Linked DNA regions of Homo sapiens: region 2 is linked to region 1. Evidence: chromatin contacts called from ENCODE Hi-C data. All regions are on one chromosome and are shown on one strand. Each heading gives the region's core, a stretch centred on a gene start or an enhancer-like site at or near the end of the contact. The rest is flanking DNA. Distances are from core to core; before and after follow the strand shown.

Region 1 (6,086 bases), core at 991-3,490:
AGTGACATGATTTGCCTGAGGAAACACAGCTAATAGTGGGAGGAGCCAAGGTACAGCAGCAGGAGCCATGATGGGAGAAAAAAAAAAGAAAGTGATAAGTTTCAATTTCTACTCTGCTCCTTCCTACCCTGTGACCTTGAGTGGTCCGGTTTGCCTCCACGAGACTCCATTTCCACATCTGCAAAATGAAGCCAACTTCTCATGGGCCTCCCTAGATAGTTTTCAGGGTTAGAAATGCTGCAGGCAATGCCCAGCTTGGAGTTGGTGGAGCACTGAAATCAGGAGCTGTTCACAGCGCTGGTGCTGACTTGGTTGTGTGGGGTGGGGGTGGTGAGCCAGCTCTAGGGGGACACTGCCATGTGTTTCTGCAGAGAAGGTGGACAGGGATGCACCAAACTGTGTTCATCTCCAGGAGGTAACCAGAAGGCAGGGAGAGCAGGCAGGGAGGGCCTGGGACAGCTCTCAGATGGATGCATGGATGTGCTGGCCTGGTGGAGTCTGGATGGGCCACAGGACAGTGGGAAACGCTGTGGGTTCCACTGGGTGGGGGTAACTCAGAACTTTGCTTTATTTACCCCAAACATCAGAATCCTCAGGGTGACATAGAGCTGGAACAGGCCTTTTGGATTGTTTTCCAACCTCCTCAACCTCAAAGTGGGGTAACTGAGGTCCAGAGAGGAGACGGACTTTGCTTAAATCCTACAATGACTCTGGGCAGAATCAGGCCCAGAATCTAGTGGAGCAGAAGGTATTCAGGCTGCCAGAGGATCAACACCAAGAGCAGAGAGGCACAGCTGCCCTTTTGCACTGTGTCCCTGTGCCTGGCACATTAGAGGCACTCAGGTGAGAATTCTTGAGCAAGGGAGTGCGCAGGGAAGAGCACACAGCCTGGGTGTCTGTCTCGAGCTGGAACCTGTCTCTGATAGCCAGCTCTGCCTCCCTGGGTAAGTGCTTTCATCTTGCTGAGCATCCATTTCCCAAAATAAGATCAGAAACCCACTTGGGAGGTCTCCAAGCAGGGATTTGAACTCAGGTCTACCTGATTCCAGGGCAGGTTTTTTTACCCTGCACTTTCTTGATTCCTTTATATATCTTATTCATTCATACACTGATTCATTCATTCATCCAGTCATTTAGAAAATGTTGATTGAGCATCTGCCCTGTGCCAGGCACTGTTCTAGGCTGTGCAAATTCAGCAGTGAATGAGGCAAATGAAGTTTCTGCCCTTGTGGAACTTAAATTCTAGAAGAGAGAGATAGACGGTCAACAAATCAACAAATAGAATGGGAATAGTGGTAGACTGGGCGCGGCGGCTCACGCATGTAATCCAAGCACTTTTGGAGGCCGAGGCGGGCAGATCACTTGAGGTCAGGAGTTCAAGACAACATAGTGAAACCCCGTCTGTACTAAAAATAGAAAAGTTAGCTAGACGTGGTGGTGGGCACTTGTAATCCCAGCTACTCGGAAGGCAGAGGCAGGAGAATGGCTTGAACCCGGGAGGCGGAGGTTGCGATGAGCCAAGATTGTGCCATTGCACTCCAGCCGGGGCAACAAGAGCGAAACTCCGTCTAAAAAAAAAAAGAATGAGAATAGTGGTGAGTGCCCTACAGGAACTAAAACAGGGGATGGGAGTGGGGAGGGGTCTGCCTTAGACAGTGTGGTCAGGAAAGGAGATGACGTTTTGTGAGATGCCTAAGAGAAGCAGCAGCCTGCTGTGTGAAGAACCTGAACGAATAATTGATAAAATGAGAAGCATGGAGCTGTGACAGGCCTCAGACCTCCAAAAGACAAGGCGAGGAGGGGGAAGGAAAGCAGGTGTCAAAACATCCCAAACAGCCTGAAAGGCCTTGTGGGGAGCAATGCAGCCCTTTTGGGGCACCTATACCCAGGTCACCTTGGTCACCTTGGACCTCTTCCCCTCCGGTCACCTTTGCCTTCCAGGTGAAGCAGATCATGGAGGAGGCTGTGACACGCAAGTTTGTCCACGAAGACAGCAGCCACATCATCTCCTTCTGTGGTGAGTCTGTGACCTGGGAAAGTGGCTTCTTTCTCTGTGGGCTGCCTCGGGGAAGTGGTGTCTTGGAGCCACTGTTTTGCTTTATGACTCTGAAGTTAGTTTTGGATTCCAGAGGGGGACTCGATTGGAGAATTTGAAAATACAGAACAGTGTAGAGAAACAATTAAAAATGACTTCTGTACCCCATGAAGAGGTCAGTGTGGTTAACACCAGAGGGGTTGTCTTCCTGTAGGCACCATTCACACCGACCACACCCCAAGTGACACACAGTCTTGCATCTGAGGAATGGGCTCCCTGTCCCTCACTCTGCCTGTGGCTATTGCTAGGTAAAGGGAGAGGGTAGATGGGGACTTTTAAAAAAGGGAACTAAGAGCCCGTGACACATCCTGAAGGATCGCGTCCATCTGGCTCAGCAAAGAAGGCAGGCCGAGGGCTCAGAGCGTGACTCAGACATGTCTCCTTGAACCAGCTCTGCTCACAAGCTTCTGGAAATAACCCCATGGCCAGGCTTTTGCTGTACTTTGAGAATGGCTAGAGATGGGGTCTGAGTGTCTCTGAGGTCAGGATAATCAGTGTGTACATAGAAGTGGGAGTCTTTCTGTCTCCCTGAAAATGTCTTAATTTAATAATTGGAGTGTCTCATAATGCAGGACATGTTCTAATTCCCCTCCCGTGATCTTGGTCCTGTGGAGAGGCCTGAGCTGGGAGAGCTGGCCAGCCCATCAGCTGCCGTCCAAATGGCTGGGGGCACCACCCCACGGGGCCCACAACATGCTGAGCACACGCTGTGACCCGGGAGGCAAGGACCTCAGTTCACCCTCTCTTCAGCCAGGCAGACCTGGATCCACCTCTGCCGCTTTCTTGGGAGGCAAGGACCTCAGTTCACCCTCTCTTCAGGCAGGCAGACCTGGATCCACCTCTGCTGCTTTCTTGTAATTGACTTTGGGCAAGATCTTTCTTTTCTTTTCTTTTCTTTCTTTCTTTCTTTCTTTCTTTCTTTCTTTCTTTCTTTCTTTCTTTCTTTCTTTCTTTCTTTCTTCATTTCTTTCTCTCTTTCTCTCTTTCTTTCTTTTTTTTTTTTTTTGAGACAGGATCTCACTCTGTCACCCAGGCTGGAGTGCAGTGGCACAATCACAGCTCACTGCAGCCTCAACCTCCTGGGCTCAAGCGTACCTCCCACCTTAGCTTCCCGAGTAGCTGGGACCACAAGTATGTGCCACCATACCTGGCTAATTTTAAATTTTTCTGTAAAGATGGAGTCTTGCCATGTTGTCAGGGCTGGTCTTGAATTCCTAGGTTCAAGCATTCCTCTCTCCTTGGCTTCCCAAAATGAAGATCTTATTTTTTTTTAAGTGGGATGTGTTTATTTAAACATATAGCTCTACACACATACACACATGCACATAATTACATACATATATGTATGTGTATATATACATATATATGTATTCCCAGTTTTTTATGTGTTCCTGAATATTTTTATTTCCAAATAAAATTATATGCATGTCCATCTTAAGACTTGCTAGCCTACCTACCAATTAACTTAGAGGAATAAAAGTAATAAAAATAGTATAATAATTCAGTAGCTCTACTCAAAAGTATTTGGGTGGGAGAAATTTGATGGCACTAAATGAAGCCTAAAGAATCTCCTCAAGGTTTCTTTTGTCCATTGTTTCTTATAAGCTGTTGTCAGGAAGGATTAAACTATGTCTACAAAGCCTGAATAGTCAGTTCACTTACATCGCCATAAGCAAATGAAAAGTACTGCATATGTAAGTTAAAATTAAGATATCTAAGAGATCATCTCCTCAAATATTTTAAATCTATGGGCAGATTAGGCAATATTTGTTTTTTTGTTTGTTTGTTTTTTGGGGTTTTTTTTTTTTGAGACGGAGTCTCGCTCTGTCGCCCAGGCTGGAGTGCAGTGGCGCGATCTCAGCTCACTGCAAGCTCCACCTCCCAGGTTCATGCCATTCTCCTGCCTCAGCCTCCTGAGTAGCTGGGACTACAGGCGGCCGCCCCCACACCTGGCTAATTTCTTATATTTTTAGTAGAGGCGGGGTTTCACTGTGTTAGCCAGGATGGTCTCGATCTCCTGACCTCGCTCTCCAGCACCCAGCATGTCCCAGATCTGCCCGCCTTGGCCTCCCAAAGTGCTGGGATTACAGACGTGAGCCACTGCGCCTGGCCCGAGATTAGGCAATATTTGATCATTCATTCAAAACAAAGTGTTTTCTAACTCAAAAAAACAAAACAAAACAAAAACAAACAAAAAACCATGGTGATGAGACCAAAACTTCTCAATATTTCTCCTTGCACGTAGCATAACCTTGGTCAAGCTATGCCCCCTGAGAGCACTGGTTTGCTCTTTAGAGCTCTTACTTCATGAGTTTTGTCACAAGAATTAGGAAAGGTAAGTCTTAACAATTATCCGACACCCAGCAGATGCCTAATAAGGAGTACTTCTTATATAGTCACTTTTTCAATAAACATTGATTATGCACCTATACAAGTGTGAGCTCCCTGTCTCTGGGGTAAGACAGAAGGTAAGAAGATTGAGAGGGCTCTCCAAGGTTCCAGTGTCTGACAGAAGCTCTGGGACATGCTGGGTGCTGGAGTGCATGGGCAGGGCAGGGTCTGCTGACTGCCATGTCCCTGCAGCGGCTGTGGAGGCCTGCGTTCTGCACGGGCTTCGGCGGCGGGCGGCTGGCTTCCTACGCAGCAATAAGATTGCAGCCCTCTTTATGAAAGTGGGCAAGAACTTCCCGCCGGCTGAGGATCTGAGCCGCAAGGTGCAAGACCTGGAGCAGCTGATCGAGAGCGCGTGAGTGCAAAGCATGGGGCACAGGTGGGAGCAGCTCCCCCAATAGTCCACAGTCCTCCCTGGGTCCTGAGAGAGCCTGCAACCCCTAGCACTCTTTTCAGTCTCCATCCTGCTTCTCAAACCCACCAGACTCTTTCCCACCCCAGGGTCTTTGCACGTGCCTCACCCTCCACCAGACTCACCCATCTGATCGTCCATAGCTGCTTTCTTGTCATCATTCAGACCTATCGTTATCTCAGAAAATTCCAACTCTCACTCCATCTTCTCTTCCATATCACCCTGTTTATTTCCCTCCCCGTTGTTGTTGGTTGGCCATCTATAGTTATTCATGTCAGGTTTGTTTGTTTGTTGTCTGTCTATCTCACTTGATGCAGAACTTCATGAGAGCAGGCAACTAGATCTGTTTTCTCCCATTATGTCTCAAGCATCCGGGCCAGTGTCTAGCACCTGGTAGATGCCCAAGAAACAATTGTTGAGTGAGTGCCTGCTAGGACCCACGGCCTGTTCTAAATGCAAGGCAACCAAAGTTTGATAGAACCAATATGGCCTCTGTCTGCATGGACCAGACACGAGGGCCTCATATCAATAGGCATATTATAACACATTCAAATACACTGACTAGAAGTTAAAAAAAAAACTCTCATACTGAAGTAACCTTTGAATGGGGGAGGTGGCTTCCCTCCCTCATCTTGGTGACTGGTGGTATGTGTTGGGGGAGGCTCATGGACAGAATGTGTGCATGTGAGCACCTTCAGCCAGAGCCACTCCCTGGGAGGTCCTGTCTGCACAGCCAAACCCCCAGTCTACAGCCTGGTCAGGGAATGACAATTTGGTTTCAACTCCTGGCAACAAATTCGGTGCTGGTGGCTTCCCAGAGGAATGTGCTGTGATTCTGAAGCTGTGATTGGGCGTTCTGGGGAAAAGCACATGGATTGATTGGTCATGTCTGTCAAGGGCAAAGGCAGGGAAGACACAAGCATGTCCTATGTTTGCAGTCTCTGCTGTGGATGGTCACTCCACTTCACTGGATGAGAATGGCCCTTTCCTTGCATTTCAGGCCCTGCCTGCCCAGGGCTGCTGGCCAGAACGGTATGGTGGTCAGAGCTCAGGATTTGACTCTGTCAACTCCCATTTGGAATGACTTCTCAGCCAACTGTTCTTTGAATACCTTCCAGTCCATCTGCTAAGTTCCCAGGTGTTTGCAGATAACTTCTTAAAGGATTAGATTTGTCATGGGCCTTCCAC
Region 2 (6,086 bases), core at 1,981-4,480, 100 kb after region 1:
AGCAGTCAACAATTTCTGGGCACTCACCAGGCTTCGGTCTAAGCACTTGCATAGGTAAGCACTTGTTACCTATAAGCCTTATGGCCACCTGATGCGATAGATACTATTATAGATAATATTATCACTGTTCCCATTTTACAGATGACAAAACTGAGGCTCAGGAAGCAAGCCATAGAACTGAGACTCATACTTTGGGAATCAGGCTCGGGTTCTGGGCCCTAAGCCCAAAGTGATATTAAGGATTTAATTTAAAGGCCAACGAACCCAACGGCTTACTAGAGCTGCCCAAGGTTAGGGCATGGTCAGCTCTCATGCCTGCCCTGCCCAGGGGACAGGGATGATTCCAGAGAAGCCATACAAAGGCAGAATCTCAGGAGGAGAAATGGGACTGGGAGTTTAGAGGTAGCTGCTAGGGACTTGATATGTCAAGCCAAGTCTCTTTCTTCTTCTGGCTTCTATGTCTTTCTCTGTAAATTGGAGGGGTTGATCAATCATTCATTCAACTTTAATGTGCCCAGCTCAATGTGATCTCTTAACCCCCTACCCCCAGGATACAGTGGTGAACAGAACGTAGTCCCCACCTTCAAAGAGCTTAGAGTTTTGCAGGCAAGACAGACCAACAAAATATAGCAATATGTCCATGTGCTCACTCATTCAACAAATATTTATTGGGTGTCTACAATGTTCCAGGAACTGTTCTAGGTCCTGGAGGATTCAGCAGTGAGGAAAATAGAAAAAGCCCCTCCTTATGGAACTTAGACTCTGGAGGGAGAGAGAGAGACAGGGAGGAAATAAGCAAGTCAATATGTAATATGTTAGATGTCAATAAGTGCCCTAGAGAAAAATGAAGCGTTGGAGGGAGATAGCAAGTGATTGGGTAATTGGGGGATAGTCATGGAAAGCCCCATGAGAAGGTGACCTTTGAGCTGAGCCTGAAGAAGGTGATGGAGGGAGCCACGTGGAGAGGTGTCAGAGGAATATTCCAAGCAGAGTGGGGAGCAGGTGCAAAGGCCCTGAGGGGAGTGTGCCCTTGGCACATTTGAAGATGCAAAGAGGCCCATGTGACTAGAAGTAATGAGGGTAGGAAAGAGCGGTGCGCCTTGTAGCAGAGATAAGGTCTTGCTCTGTTGCCCAGGCTGGAGTGCAGTGGCACAATCACAGCTCACTGCAGTCTCAACCTCCTGGGGCTCAAGCAATCCTCCCACCTCAGCCTCCCAAGTAGCTGGGGCTACAGGCATGCACCAACATGCCTGGCTATTTATTTATTTATTTATTTATTTATTTATTTATTTTGGTAGAGATGAGGTGAGGTCTCTCTATGTTGCCCAGACTGGTCTTTTTTTGTTTTGTTTTGTTTTTGTTTTTGAGACCGAGTCTTGCTGTGTCGCCAGGCTGGAGTACAATGGCGCGATCTCGGCTCACCCCAACCTCTGCCTCTCGGGTTCAAGCAATTCTCCTGCCTCAGCCTCCTGAGTAGCTGGGACTACAGATGCGCACCACCACGCCCAGCTAATTTTTGTATTTTTAGTAGAGACGGGATTTCACCACGTTGGCTAGGCTGGTGTCGATCTCTTGACCTTGTGATCTGCCCGCCTTGGCCTCCCAAAGTGCTGGGATTACAGGTGTGAGCCACCGCGCCTGGCCGCCTAGGCTGGTCTTGAACTCCTGGCTTCAAGAGATCCTCCTGCTTTAGTCTCCCAAAGTTTGGGGATTATAGGCATGAGCCACCGTGCCTAGCCTGGCTTTTCACTTGTGAGTGTGGTAGGGAGTCTATGGCTGGTCTTTAGCAGGGGTATGACATGAACCATCCTAGGTTTTCAAAAGACCACTCTGGCTCCTGGGTGGAGAACAGGCAGAAGGGAAGCAGAGGGAGAAGTCTTCAGAAGATGACTCGTCAGTCAGACAAGAGACAAAGGTGGATGTGGATGGACGTGGAGGTGGGGTTAGGGGAGGAGGACAAAGAGTGGTCAGATTCTGGATTGATTTTGAAGGGCAAAGGTCAAGCTGATCAGATTTGCTAATAGAATAGGCCTGGGGTGTGAGGGAAGGTGAACAGGCAAGGATGCCTCTAGGGCTTTTGACCTGGGACGAAGAACCTGCAGAAGGAACATGTTTACTAGGGCAGCCGGAGGTGTCTGAGTGTGAGGTTGCGTAAGCAAAGCTTGAGATGTGTATCTTCCCCAACCCATCAATCGATATATACAGGCTTGAGTACAGACACAGCTCCACACCATGAAAAAGCCTGGGGTGACACTGGGGACAAGCACAGAGGAAGGGCACCCAGTCCAGCCTGGGGGGTGCAGGCCATGTCCAGGCTGAGATGCACAGATGGGCAAACTGGGTCTGGGAAGGACTTTTATCTCTTATCACATTCTCCCGGCTATGCAGCCAGGTAAGTCCAATTTCTGGATCTATTCCAGCATCTGTCACAGATTGGCTGTGCCACCTAGGACAAATTATGTAACGGCTCTGAGCCTCAGGTTCCCCATCTACAAAAGGAAGGTCTGTGGGACTTAACCCTTTGATGCATTCCTTTGAAGATATGATTTAAAACTATGGATGTTGGCCAGGTGTGGTGGCTCACACCTATAATCCCAGCACTTTGCAAGGCCAAGGCGGGAGGATCACGTGAGGTCAGGAGTTCGAGACCAGCCTGGCCAATATGGCAAAACCCTGTCTCTACTAAAAATACAAAACTTAGCTGGGCATGGTGGCGGGTGCCTGTAATCCCAGCTATTCGGGAGGCTGAGGCAAGAGAATCACTTGAACCCGGAAGGCGGAGGTTGCAGTGAGCCGAGATCACACCACTGCACTCCAGCCTGGGCGACAGAGCAAGACTGTCTCAAAAAAAGAAAAACAAAAAAACAAAACCCCAGAAAACAAAACTATGGATGTTTCCACGTGCACTCTCACATAAGCAAGCATGCACACATGAGCGCACATGCACCCACCCACCCACCCACACACACACACACACACAATTGTATGTCATTTCAGAGGCTCATGGGCCCCCTGAAGCCTGTAACAGCCCCTGAACGTGCTTTGTGCTATCCCAGTTTCCTTCCCTCCTCACTCCTCACCTCAGGTCACTTGTCCCTCCAGACTCACCACACTTTAGGTCAAGACCCTCCAGCGTGGCCACCTCTGCTCAGGCTCCGGCTTTGGATCCACGTCTGTGACCTTATACAATTCTCCTCTCCTTTGAAGGAATAATTTAGCTTGTAGAACAATGCAAGGGCATGCTTGATGAACTGGTCTGAGGGTGTGTCTGTGTGTGTGTGTGTGGTTTTTCCTTCCCACTTCCTTAAATAAAAGCTTTCACTCCAGGCTGCTGGGTGGGCTGAGCAAAGAGGGGAAAGCCATCTCCAGGTGGGGACAAGGGGAGAGTATAGTGTTTTCTGGGTAGGGCAAGGCACCAATAGGGATTAACTGATCTATGATTAAACGCCAGGTGTAGGAAACCACAGATAGAATCTCAGGAGGAGAAATGGGATTGGGAGTTTAGAAGTGGCTGCCACTGTGTTCTCTACCTTTCTGCCCTCATAATTCCAGCCCAGGCAACTGATATGCATATTTCTGTGTATTTCTCATAGGATCTTCCCTGTGAGCTGTGGACGTCTCAAAGTCAGGCACTGTGTCTTAAATATCTTTATCCTTACCACAAAACTTGGCACAGAGTAGGTGCTGGTATTCTTTTTTTTTTTTTTTTGAGACAGAGTCTCACTGTGTCGCCCAGGCTGGAGTGCAGTGGTGCGATCTCGGCTCACTGCAAGCTCTGTCTCCTGGGTTCACGCCATTCTCCTGCCTCAGCCTCCTGAGTAGCTGTGACTACAGGCTCCTGCCACCATGCCCAGCTAATTTTTTGTATTTTTTTTTTTTTTTTTTTTTTTAGTAGAGACAGGGTTTCACCTTGTTGGCCAAGATGATCTCGATCTCCTGACCTTGTGATCTGCCCACCTCGGCCTCCCAAAGTGGTGGGATTACAAGCGTGAGCCACCGCGCCTGGCCTGGTATTCTTTTGCTATAAGTGATGGAAGCACCACTCAAATAGACATGAGAAATGTATTGGTTCACGTAACTGAAAATTCTCTGGGATGGGCTTCAGGCATAGTGGGATCCAGGTAAATAAGCAATGTCTTCAGAACCCCTCTCTCTCTCCAGCTCTCAGTTCTGTTTTCTGCTCAGTTGGCTTCACTCTCTAGGTGGATTCCCTCTAACAATATTGCCCTTTGGTGGCTCCAGGCTGACATTCCGAGACTCAGCAACCCCAGAGAAAAGAAAGCTTCTCTTTGCACACTATTGCAGCAAGTGCTGTGATTAACACTCAATGGACAAACTTGGGTCCCATGCCTACCACGAATCAATCACTGTGGCCAGGCAAATGGGATGCTCTGATTGGCCAGACCTACATCCTGTGTCCTAGGGTTGGGGGTTAAGGTTTGGAAAGTGAGGATCAAGTAAGGGTGTCGCGAGGCTTACCGCCCTTGAAACGACATGGACTGAGTGTAGCGGGTGGGATTCTTCCCTGGAGGAAAACGGAGATGCTGTTGGCAGAGGGGAGATGGCTGCTAGGAAGGTGAGAACAAAAGACATCGTCTCGGTGCACAGGAAATGCGAGCTTTTCCCTGTAGATTAACGAATGAGCACCTGGCAGTTGGTATTGCCAGAAGCAGGAGGTTCCCAGCCAGTTAGAGGCAGAAAATCTCAGTGAAGCCGTGTCTCAGGCTTCATTCAAGTCCCAGCTCTGCCGCCTCAGTCAGTGTGACCTGAGTTGGGGCATCACTGCCTCCTTGGCCTCAGTTTCTCTACCTGTAAAATGAGGGCGTCTGGAGTGGTGGCTGCCTGGGTTTTTTCCCCAGTCACTCATTCAATCATTCATATATTCATTTTTCCCCTTTCAATCAATATGTGTTGAAGGGCACTGGAGTTAGCCTAAACTGGATTTGGATTTCAGTTGTGATGTTTACTCGCTGTATCAGGCTTGACTGATGCACCTTCTCAGGTGTGCTCAGCTGCGTCCTTCCCAGCCAGCCAGCAGCTCTGGACAAGATCAAGCCTCCTCTTGCTTCCGCCTGCAGGCGGCTTGGGTCAGTTGCTGCATCTACTTAGCCACCTAGGCCTGCATCTCCCGCTGTCATTCAAGCAGACCTGACCTGCTTCAAGGGAGGGAGCCCTGGACCCTCCTCTTCTAGGCTCAGGTGAAGCCCTGTGTATGGAATTGGCTTCCCTTGGGGCTGTCTGGAGGCACAGATAACACAGTTGGGCCCAACAGTGACTAATCGTGGACAGAGGATGGGAGGCGCCAGCCGATGAAGTCCTCGCGCTTCCTTCATTCCTTCCATGGTCTGTTTCACGTGGCTTCTGTAGCCAGCCTAGTAAGGCATGTCTTATATTTGCTCTCCCTCCTCCCTTGCCTTGAAGTCCCCTTCCCTTCACCCTTACTGAGCTGGAATTTTATCCCTAATAAAGCATTAGTACATAAAATTTTCCTTGGGCTCTGTTTTCCAGGGAGCCAGGCTGAAATACTAGCTGTGTGACCTTGGGCAACTTACTTAACCTCTCTGAGCTTCAGATCCTTCATCTGTAAAAGGTAGATAATAATAGAGCATCTCAGCGGGGCACAGTGGCTCATACTTGTAACCCTAGCACTTTGGGAGATTGATGTGGGTGAATCGCTTGAACAAGGAGTTCAAAACCAGCCTGGGCAACATGGCAAAATCCCATCTCTACAAAAACACAAAAATTAGCCAAGCATGGTAGCGCATGCCTGTAGTCCCAGCTGCTCGGGAGCCTGAGGCGGGAGGATGGCTTGAGCCCAGGAGGGCGAGGCTGTGTAGTGAGCCAAGATTGTGCTACTGCACTCCAGCCTGGACGACAGAGCGGGACTGTCTCGAAAAAAATTAAGTAATAATAATAATAGAGCACGTCTTATAGGTTGTTGTGGAGTTTAATGAGATAGCACAGGCAAAATATTTGGCTGAATAAATGATAGCCTTCATTAGTATCATTACCGTGAACCAAACGCTGGATTCCAGCATGTGAAAACATTTATGCAACATTGAACTTCATGAATATTTATTGGGTGA

The links. A loop is a pair of places that touch in the nucleus more often than their neighbours do. Pooled maps may share reads with other maps.
Region 2: a map of endothelial cell of hepatic sinusoid shows a loop between it and region 1 (7-fold over the local background). The contact joins the promoter of LHFPL7 here to the enhancer-like site in region 1. A Hi-C loop is called at or near these places in 1 of 168 maps with a recorded cell type or tissue (endothelial cell of hepatic sinusoid) and 1 of 50 pooled maps.

What each region holds. Positions count from the first base shown.
Region 1 is chr22:24,842,956-24,849,041 of GRCh38, forward strand. It overlaps SGSM1 (small G protein signaling modulator 1), which reads left to right. Exons shown (of 25, transcript NM_001098497.3): 3 at 1,942-2,017; 4 at 4,679-4,841. Among named protein-coding and RNA genes, the nearest start is that of SGSM1, 40 kb to the left of the region's middle. Within about 2 kb of position 2,241, at least 3 of the 41 ENCODE cell types and tissues checked have a DNase peak (open chromatin) inside an H3K27ac peak, as active enhancers do.
Region 2 is chr22:24,943,464-24,949,549 of GRCh38, forward strand. LHFPL7 (LHFPL tetraspan subfamily member 7) reads right to left here and starts at 3,231. Exons shown (of 4, transcript NM_001388199.1): 1 at 3,109-3,231.